Linked DNA regions of Homo sapiens: region 1 is linked to region 2. The links are chromatin contacts, found by Hi-C in ENCODE. All regions are on one chromosome and are shown on one strand. The core of a region is the stretch at or near the end of the contact, and the rest is flanking DNA. Distances in the headings are between cores, read along the strand shown.

Evidence for each region. A loop is a pair of places that touch in the nucleus more often than their neighbours do. Pooled maps may share reads with other maps.
Region 1: a map of naive thymus-derived CD4-positive, alpha-beta T cell shows a loop between it and region 2 (9-fold over the local background). The contact joins the promoter of CPEB3 here to the promoter of PANK1 in region 2. A Hi-C loop is called at or near these places in 1 of 168 maps with a recorded cell type or tissue (naive thymus-derived CD4-positive, alpha-beta T cell), 1 of 37 single-sample maps with no recorded cell type and 6 of 50 pooled maps.

Annotation. Positions count from the first base shown.
Region 1 is chr10:92,288,168-92,292,915 of GRCh38, forward strand. It overlaps CPEB3 (cytoplasmic polyadenylation element binding protein 3), which reads right to left and starts at 2,911. Exons shown (of 10, transcript NM_014912.5): 1 at 2,759-2,911. It overlaps MARCHF5 (membrane associated ring-CH-type finger 5), which reads left to right and starts at 3,000. Exons shown (of 6, transcript NM_017824.5): 1 at 3,000-3,362. The coding sequence starts at 3,328. RefSeq lists enhancers at 2,205-2,414, 3,362-3,940 and a silencer at 2,975-3,224.
Region 2 is chr10:89,641,933-89,646,670 of GRCh38, forward strand. It overlaps PANK1 (pantothenate kinase 1), which reads right to left and starts at 3,310. Exons shown (of 7, transcript NM_148977.3): 1 at 2,668-3,310. The coding sequence starts at 2,959. PANK1-AS1 (PANK1 antisense RNA 1) reads left to right here and starts at 2,182. Exons shown (of 5, transcript NR_184344.1): 1 at 2,182-2,267. RefSeq lists silencers at 2,084-2,133, 2,834-3,313.

The DNA of each region.
Region 1 (4,748 bases), core at 1,661-4,160, 2.6 Mb after region 2:
TAATGCTGTAGGCCAGGTGCTGTGGCTCATGCCTGTAATCCTAGCATTTTGGGAGGCCGAGGTGGGAGGATCATTTGTGCTCATGAGTTCGAAACCAGCCTGGGCAACATGGCAAAACACCATCTCTACAAAAAAAATTTTTTTAAGCCAGACATGGTGGTGCGCCCCTGTAGTCCTAGCTACTTGGGGGGCTGAGGCAGGGGGAGTGCTTGAGCCCCTGAGGCTGAGGATGCAGTGAGCTGGCGCCACTGCACTCCAGCCTGGATGACAAAGCGAGACTCTGTCTCAAAAAAAAAAAAAAAAAACCCAGAATAATGCTGCTATGAACATTCACAAACAAGATTTTGTGTAGACATGTTTTCATTTCTCTTGAAAATACCTAGAAGTGGAATTACTGGGTCACATGCTAATCACTCTTTAGACCAGTAACAGGATTTTTTTCTACTTTAAAAGGTTTTTGACACAGCCAGAAAGCTGATTTTTCATAAAAATGCAAACATAAAATCCATTTGTTGGTATAATAAGGTCAAGGTGCACAAGTCTTTGCTATCAACAAAAGGTATCATATTTTCCAATTTCAGTTGAAACAGACATTCTAACATTGGTTAAGATCTTAGAATCTTGGAGTTTGTACTAGTGTACTTAATCCATATGCTGGGATAAAATTCTGTTTTTAAGCAGGAAGTATATATCCAACTCCCATGGCTGACAACTGCTTAAGAAATAAGTACACAATAAGGTTAGACTGACACAGCACAAGGAGCAAAAAATAATAATTTAAAATGTTAAGACACCGGGCTGTGCACGGTGGCTCACATCTATGATCCCAGCCCTATGGGAGGCCGAGGCAGGCAGATCACCTGAGATCAGTTCAAGATCAGCCTGGTCAACATGGTGAGACCCTGCCTCTGCCAAAAATACAAAAGTTAGCCAGGCATGGTGGTGCGAGCCTGTAATCCCAGCTACTCCGGAGGCTGAGGCACGATAATCACCTGAACCCGGAGGAGGAGACTGCAGTGAGCCAAGATAGTGCCACTGCACTCCATCCTGAGCAACACAGCGAGACTCCGTCTCAAAAAAATAAAATAGACCAGGCGCGGTGGCTCGCCCCTGTAATCCCAGCACTTTGGGAGGCCGAGACGGGCTGATCGCCTGAGGTCAGAAGTTCGAGACCAGCCTGGTCAACATATAGTGAAACCCCATCTCTACTAAAAAACACAAAAATTAGCTGGGTGTGGTGGCACACACCTGTAGTCCCAGCTACTTGGGAAGCTGAGGCTAGAAGGATCACTTGAAGTCAGGAAGTGGAGCTTGCAGTGAGTCAAGACAGCGCCACTGCACTCCAGCCTGGGCAACAGAGCAAGACTCCATCTCTCAAAATCAATGAATTAATTAAATAAATGAATTAATTAAATAAAATATTAGACACTGGTCACATGCGGTGACTCACATCTGTAATCCCAACACTTTGGGAGACCAATGCGGGTGGCTCGCTTGAGCCCAGGAGTTGCAAGACCAGCCTGGGCAACATGGCGAGACCGCGTCTCTACCAAAAAAAAAAAAAAATATATATATATATATATATATATATGTATTATATATTATAAATGTATATATGTATTATATATTATAAATGTATTATATATTATATAATACATATATATTATATATAATACAAATATATATAAAATATTAGACACCCCGATTAAACTAAATACTCATTTTCTTTCCCTAGGAGGAGTGTGTGTGTATGTGTGTGGTGGGGGGGGGTGGGTGCTGTTTCTCAAAAACATATTTCAAAAATTGGAGGCCAAGTAAGCTTCTGGTCACATTTTTTGGGTTTGTTGTTTTTTCCCAGCAATGAACACTCTAGTTCAAATATACTTCGCAAATTTTGAACAGATAATGAAAAGTTGATTGTAAAATTCTACATATAAAAAGAGCTTTAAAAACACATTTTCATTTTTTAAAAAATCAAACACCTTGTAGCAGATATTAGACATAATCAAGGGAAAACTACCAGCGTCCTACCAATCACAGCCCTAGAGAAAACGCCACAGGTCGTCCAAAAAACGCATTCGTTTGAGCCGACAGCTCTTTCCTCCCGCCAAAGCTATCCCTCGAACGTCAGAAGCTGACCCAAGGAGTGACTGATGATTTCTCCTTTTTGATTCCCCACCCCCGCCACTCCCAATCCACCTGCTTGAAGGTGTCAACGCGACTAGAAACGGTTAACAGTGACCAGCAGCAGAGAGAGAAACAAACATCCCTGACAACCCACAGCTGAGTAAGCAAGAGCTGTTTATTCACCAACGTGTTCCATTTGGAGACTGTCGGCGAGCCCTGGAAAGCCCAGGCACATTTGAGAAGGTTCCTGGAGAGGGAGAGAATCATCTTTCCTTCCCCCAACTCCCCAGCCCCAAACACACAGAGAGACTCGGGTGGAAGCTGTCTGGTCCAGGCAGTCCCTATTTGCCCGCCCCCTCAAGAAGAACCTCACGCACCAAACCAACCGACCCCTCGCGGAGGTGGTGTAATTCCCCCAAAATGGGCTCTGCCGCAGGAGAGGCTGGCTCCAGCGCCGGGGGCTTCGGAAGGAGTTTCTGCCACCCCCACTGCCGCCACTGACCGCCCCGACGCCACGGCCGGGGCCGGGGACCCTGATAAGAAATGGCCCTTCAGCCCCCTCCCCTCACCTGGCTCGGTCCCACCTGAGGGCAAGAGCGGAGGCAAAAACAAACAGGCAGGGAGGGCTGACCTTGTTGCTACCGACAGTGGAGCGGCGCATCCTGCTGCTTCCTGGAAAGCGGCCCGAAAGACATTTTTTCCCCCTGGAGGAAGGAAACGGGAGGGCGCCGGCCAGACGGCGGCAGGCGCGGAGGCGTTGGTCCGGGCGGGCTGTGCAGCCTCTAGTGGAGACGGTCCGAAGACTACATCTCCCAGGCTGCTCTGGGCCGCCCTGCGTCGTAACCCTGGCGCGCACGGAGGCGGCGACTCTTACCTCACAAAGGTAGCTCCTCCGCCGGCAGCAACTCGGCGCCCGCGGTCCATGGACCGGAACCTCGGGCCGACGGACGGGAACCCGGGCCGCGATCGCCGCCTCCCCGCCTCAGGCTCCTCCTCCTCGCTCTCCGCCGCCTCCGCCGGACTCCCGCAGGCCCTGCACCGCCGCCGCCAGGCTAGCGGAGCTGCCCCGGGAAGCTGGGTGACGGGTTCGCGGCTGCCGCCGGACTGCGGCCTACTCCGCCGCCTCTCAGTGCTATTGTCCCTGGGCCTGGCCTTGAGCGGGTCCACTGGGGAAGGCCGTGTGCGCCGGCTCCGCGGAAGATGCCGGACCAAGCCCTACAGCAGATGCTGGACAGGTACGGGCAGCTGTGGGGGGGACCGGGAGCCGCCGACCCTCGCTCTGGCCCTGCCCGCGCCCGCCCTCGAGGCTCTTGGTGAGCAGAACCCGGCGTGCCGGGAGGAGTTCCACGGCCAGGGGGCCGTGAGAGGGGCAAAAAGTTTGGAGTCTAGACCTGGGGGAGGACAGAGCGAGCGGCCTGGGTCGTAGACTTTGGGTGAAACTTAGCTAAGGAGTGGCGTCTGGTTTCCTTGGAACCCCGTTTTGACCTGAGAGGGACTCCTGTTAATCCACAAAATTAGTTTTCCTTACCCTCTTCCCCTCCCCCTTCCCCCTCCCCAACTTGTGAAGTGTTTGTCAGCGATGTCACTGGCAAGAACCGGGTTATCTTTCAGGGGAATGACCCCCTTATAATTTTAAGTCTCTGTCTGAGAACCAATGATAAGCATTCTTTTGGAAAGCCTGATAGGCTGATTTCATTCTCCCACTTTCCCTGAACCCGCACCCCCCGTCCCCCCCGCCCCATCCCGTCCCCACCTCCGAACTGTAAGGTCAGAGTATCCGCAAGGGAGATTTAACGGTCAGACCAGAGTAGAGGTTATGGAAAACAGCCAAATGAGTCCAACGCTGAACATTTAGTGTACTTGACGATCGTTGAGTTCATTGAAGACGTTTCAGCTCGTACAGGAGTCCAGTTGCCCATTCTTGGGGGGCCCCAGTCGGTAAAACTCTTTGTGAAGTCGGGTGCACCGCCCTCTGCTGTTGAAATTCTGGTCCGTGGGTCCTACCATGAGTTTTTGGAGACTCTAGATCCACATTTCCCCCGAGCCAAGTCTTACTTCCTGGCATAGCAAGTTGTACAAGCTAATTCATGATGTTTGTGGTTGCTTACAATTCTCAATAGACACCACTTGCCACCCATTTCAGCAGGTGGTACCAACTCTTTGTACTCAGTAAAATTCCAACTGTAAGGTGTTAAATGAAGGCCCTCCCTTAATTGAGTTTATACCCAGTTAAATGCTTTTGGGCCTGCCACACCCAGAACACAAATGACCCAAGGGTACACATCCTTCCAGAGTGACAGACATTTTTTTGGAGCTTAGAATTTTGAGCCATCTCAGTTAATAGGAATTATGTCACTGATTTTTTTCAGTTGAGATAACTGGTGATTCATCCAGCCCTTGTTTCAGGTCAACATCCTGACAATTGTATTGACTGCTTTATATATATATGTGTGTGATATGTGTGTGGTTTATAAGCTCTTGGAAGCAGAAACTTACTATTGTTTATCTTGAATCCCAGAACAGAGCCTGGTACTCAGTAGGTAATCAGTAAGTATTTGTTGTATGAACTAATGCACAAACTTATTTGTCAGTTTCCCCAGTTGTCTAGGGGGTCTGATAAT
Region 2 (4,738 bases), core at 2,060-4,559:
AGCCTAGCTCCAGCAGTTCAAGATGTGACTTGGTAACTTGGTTAAGATCACACTGCTGCTAAGTAGCAGAGGTGGGTAAAGTACCTAAGGAAACCTGATAGTAAGTAGATAGTCTAAGAAAAGCCTTCCAAGAATAAGTAGAGTGAGGTGATGGCACTTTAGATGAAAAGAGTGGACAACATTCTCCTTTCCTGGTTTAGCAAAATTAACCTGCCACTGGTCTGACTTTTAGATTGTAGGATGGTGAATAGTCTCGGCACTGAGAGGTCAGATTAAAATTTGTTAAATAATCTAAAAATACTGATCTGTTTTATTCCATCCATCATTTTCAAACATGAAGTATTTTAATGTGTATTGTCCTTTACCTACAATACTACAAAATAGAAACACACCTATCCACACATGCATTCCAGGTGCATTTACAAGTGTTAACACTGGCTATCTTAACACACATCTTGTTGGGACAGAGGCCAAACTGTTGTAACTGACCAGGAGGAAATAATTATGTGTCTAGCTTGATGCTTCGCCACCAGCACACACTAAAGTTTGCGTTTAAAGCACACAACTACTCTTTGCAAAAATCGTTCCTGTAAAATCTGTCAGTCATCAGCAAATAGGAATAAGCTTAGAGTATGTAAATACTCACAGAGTACCTAAATATTCCTCTTAGAGTACCTAATTCCTCTTAGAGTAACTAAATATCAACTGATTGGACAATATTCTTTTTATAAAGATATGTGAATGTCAATAGGCAAGGCACAAAGATATTAAGTTAAGCCATTTTTAACTAAGAAATTTTGGTAGTGAAAAGGCCAGATGTGACTCCTAGGAACATGTAAAATTTATTTCAGACATGATTGTTCAAATCTGAGAGAAGAAAACATGGTAAATAATGTAAATCCAATTTTGACGAACCGTTTTTTAAAAATTATAAGTAACAATCGTGGTCATGAAACTTAAAACAACTAGGATTTTTATTCTGTAAGAAACATAAACCACTTTAATTTCTGATACAAAGCACACAGGCAGATAGTTACATTTTCTTGTATTTTAAAATAATTTCTGTGGGTTTGCAAGCACAAGTTAAGGCTCAGGTTAGTTTTTCTCTGTCTTCAAGATATTCCTAGAGGGTGTATTTTCAATTCCTCAGAAGTTATTTCAAGAGGTGTTATATCCTCAATTAAACATAGAAGATTAAGCTAGAAGCTCCCTTTCATTATATTTTAGCTATTTTCATTGCAAACTCTAGTACAATCTGTCAATGTAGATAAGAGAAATAACTGAAGTATAGCTTCAAAATAAGTGAAACAGGTTTATAAATCACAGGTAATCAATATTAAGTCCTGACTTTTAAAATATTAATACTAATGAAAGTCATTTTCTAACAAGTATCAAAAACAAAAGCAAATAAAAATTCAGGTGCTAGATTACAACCTTACACCTTACAACTGTAGCCAAATCTGCTGTTTGGCTTTAAAGTTCCACACAAAATCTTAACCTACAAATTTAACATTTCAAACCCACAAAATACAAGTACCAGAGTCACCCACAGTCATGTCAAAGGGCTTTCCAAGGTCTTAGAAACCTTAATCCAATACAGAAAAGCTAAGAGTCAAAAAGACATAGAAACAGGGAAAAGTGAAGGTGTTATTTGCCAAACATTAAACTTTCACAGAAATCCAAAACCTACTTAACAATTTCCCTATATCGAACAGCATAACCTCTATGCAAATGCAGTCATTTATTAGCATTTACTGTACTTACTTTGCTTTTTGCCATTTATAAGCTTCATTAAAGACACCCACAAAGAAGTAACCAGTTGAATGAGCTTCAGTCAAGAAAAACCAGCTGTAAACTCGACCTACAAATTTACATCCCACAGCGTCCTGTGGGGAAGGTACACTTTACAAACTACCATTATATATACAAGCTTTAGATTGTGAAATAATGCACTTCGGCTTTCTCCGGTGTACATTACAATTACAAACCCTCAACTCAACCTCCCCCTTCGTTGAAAAAAAAAATCCACCTCCAATCCTCATTGGTCCACATAGTTCCGGCCCACATGGTATCAGTGGGTGTGTCCCTCCCAAAAAACCCTCTCATTGGCCGTGAAGAAACAGCTTCTAATAGGCTGTGATTTTGGGGGGTAGTTAAACTCCACGCCTCCAGACTTGCGCTCTCCAATAGACCCGAGACGCTGCTGGCTACTCTGTGATTCAAAGGGCAGGCAACCCCAGTAGGACGCGCTCAGAGAAGCGAGAGGGGTGAGAAAGGAGAGAGCACCCTCGGTGTGCCGCCCACTTTATCCTCACTCCTGGACCCCAGCAAATGTTCACACACCTGCGTTTTCCCAGCCACCAATTAGAAGGGCGGACAGAGCGTTCGCTTATTATATATCCTTGACCTAGGGACCCGCTCAAGCTTCGTGTCCAATCCTCGTTCTACTGATAGAAGCGAGCAAAGGGCAGGCTCAGGCAAAGACCTGTAGTGCTTGATGTCCCCTAGGAAAAGAATCAGTCCCGGGAACCTACTCTGTGCAGTCCCTCGACCGCAGACGCGGGGGCGCACGGGGCGTGCTGCGGCGCCTGCCTCAGCCGCTCCCAGTCCCGGGCCCCGCACGCTGCGTCTGCCTTGCGCCCGCGCTCCCCTCCCAGCGGGACTTACGCGGCCTGTTCTTTCTCCCCGAGTCCATCCTCCTCCGCAGCCGGCATTTCTTGGCCGGGGAGTCATGCTGAGGGAGCAGTGGCTGCGGCTGCAGCTCCGGCAGGAGCGGGAGGCGCTGGGGCGCCGCGTCGCTGCCGCCCACTGGACCCCGGCTGCAGACGTGCGGCGGCTGGACTGGCGGCGGATGGAAGCCGTTGTGCAGCAGCCCGTTCACAGCGGCGGCGCTGGTGCCCACGGGGGCCCCTGGAGAGTGCGGGACCGAGCGCTCCTGCTGCCCGCTGCGGTCGCCCATGCCGGGGGCTGGCGGGGCTGTGCGCGGGCCCCGGCTCAGGCGGCCTCGCTGGAGGTCATTCTCCGGCGTCTTTATTTCCCCGGATCCTCCCTGCGGCTTCCGATTCAGCAGCCGCAGAGCCGGCGCCTGGGGATGGCGAACCCGGCGCTCCTCCCCTCCTCCTGCCGACTCCCCCACCTCCTCTGCGCCCTGCCCCCCGCGCGCCGGCCCCACGGCGCCGGCCTGGAGCACGCCAGCCCCGGGCGCGGAATCGGGGATCCCCGCGCACCCCCAGCCGGGGCTCCCGCCGCCCGCCTTCCCCTGATCCCCAGGCCGCGCGACTTCAAACGCGGCTTCCTCGCCTCCCAGACTGGTCCCCGCCACTGAGCATGCCCAGTCCTGCCCGCCACCGCCACCGACGAGTTTCAACATGGGGAATCAAGTTCTCTGGGCTTGCAGAGAGGAGATGGGCGGGTTGGGCTTTGTATGGCGATGTGAAAACCAGATGGGTCTGGGAGAGACAGCGAAAGGAGCGAACCGTTTCAGGAGGAATACGGGAGGAAGACAATTATTTGCAGAGGTGTCAGGTTTGCTAATCCTGTCCCCAGTGAGCAAGATACCTTTGCAAGGTCATTCACGTTACCCTCCCCGCTTTGTGAGTGTGTGCTTACGCGCGCGCGCGTGTGTGCCTGTGCGTTTGGTTAAGTGACCAAACTACTTAGAGGCCTGAGGGGAGGGAGAACAATTATTTATAGAAAAGTTGGCAGACTTGGGGAGGGAGGGGAGTGAAATTTCTTTGCTGGCACGCACACACACTCAAACACCATGTGGTCTCATGGAGTTGTCTTTTGCAGGGAGGAAACCTAGGAATACAGTGTAAGGACAGTGAAGGACAAAACTGTAGGCAGGATTAATCGGTGCTGAAAGAGATCAAGTAAACAGGAGCAATTCCATGCTATAAAAAGCACTTTCCTCACCCAGAAAGGACTTCAAAAGACAATGTCATGTTATTTATAGAGTAAGGAGTTGCCTCTTCTAAGAAGGGAAGGCGGCATCACGTGGTGACCAGCACTACGAGCTTTGGAGTTAGCACTGGGTTCAAATTCCAACTCAGCCACTGAGCAAACCCAGATAACGTTAATGCTCAAGGTAACACTTCTAGCAATAGGAAACGGGACTGTCCATGCTCACTATGCAGGACTAATTTGGGTGGTGAATACCTTCCCAAAGTTATGCAATCTCTTGAGGCCTCACTTTCCTATCCATAATGGGGCTGTTGTGAGAAAATCTACTAAAAGTACCTGGTACAATCCTGGCACACAGTAAATGCTCAGAAAGCTAGTTTTCCTTATTACGCTATTATGATTAGCAGTTCACCCTTTGTTTCGACAGGGGAACAAACCATGCTTACAGCCGTATTTATTGTGTGATTTATTTTGTGATATTCTCCGTGATTTGCAATTAATCTACAGAGGAGTCAGAGTCTGGCAGGTGCTGGCTGGCTACTGGGTTGCTGGGCCCCTGGGCTTCAGTGCATTCAGCAGCATCTAGGGCTTGCATCTGGCAATTCCTTCCAGCAGAGCCTTACCTAGAATCAGAGCTTGAGAACCATGGGGGCCACTGGAGCACTCTGGTCTATCCACTCTTGCATACTTTTTTCGTATCAGGAAACTGAGCTGCAGACAGATGGCTGAGGTTATTAAGAGCAAAGGTGGGACTAAACTCCAAATCTCAACTCTCTTAGCTTCCCTAACCTTATGCTATTTAAAGACAGAGAAAAAAACCCAGGTGATCTGGCCC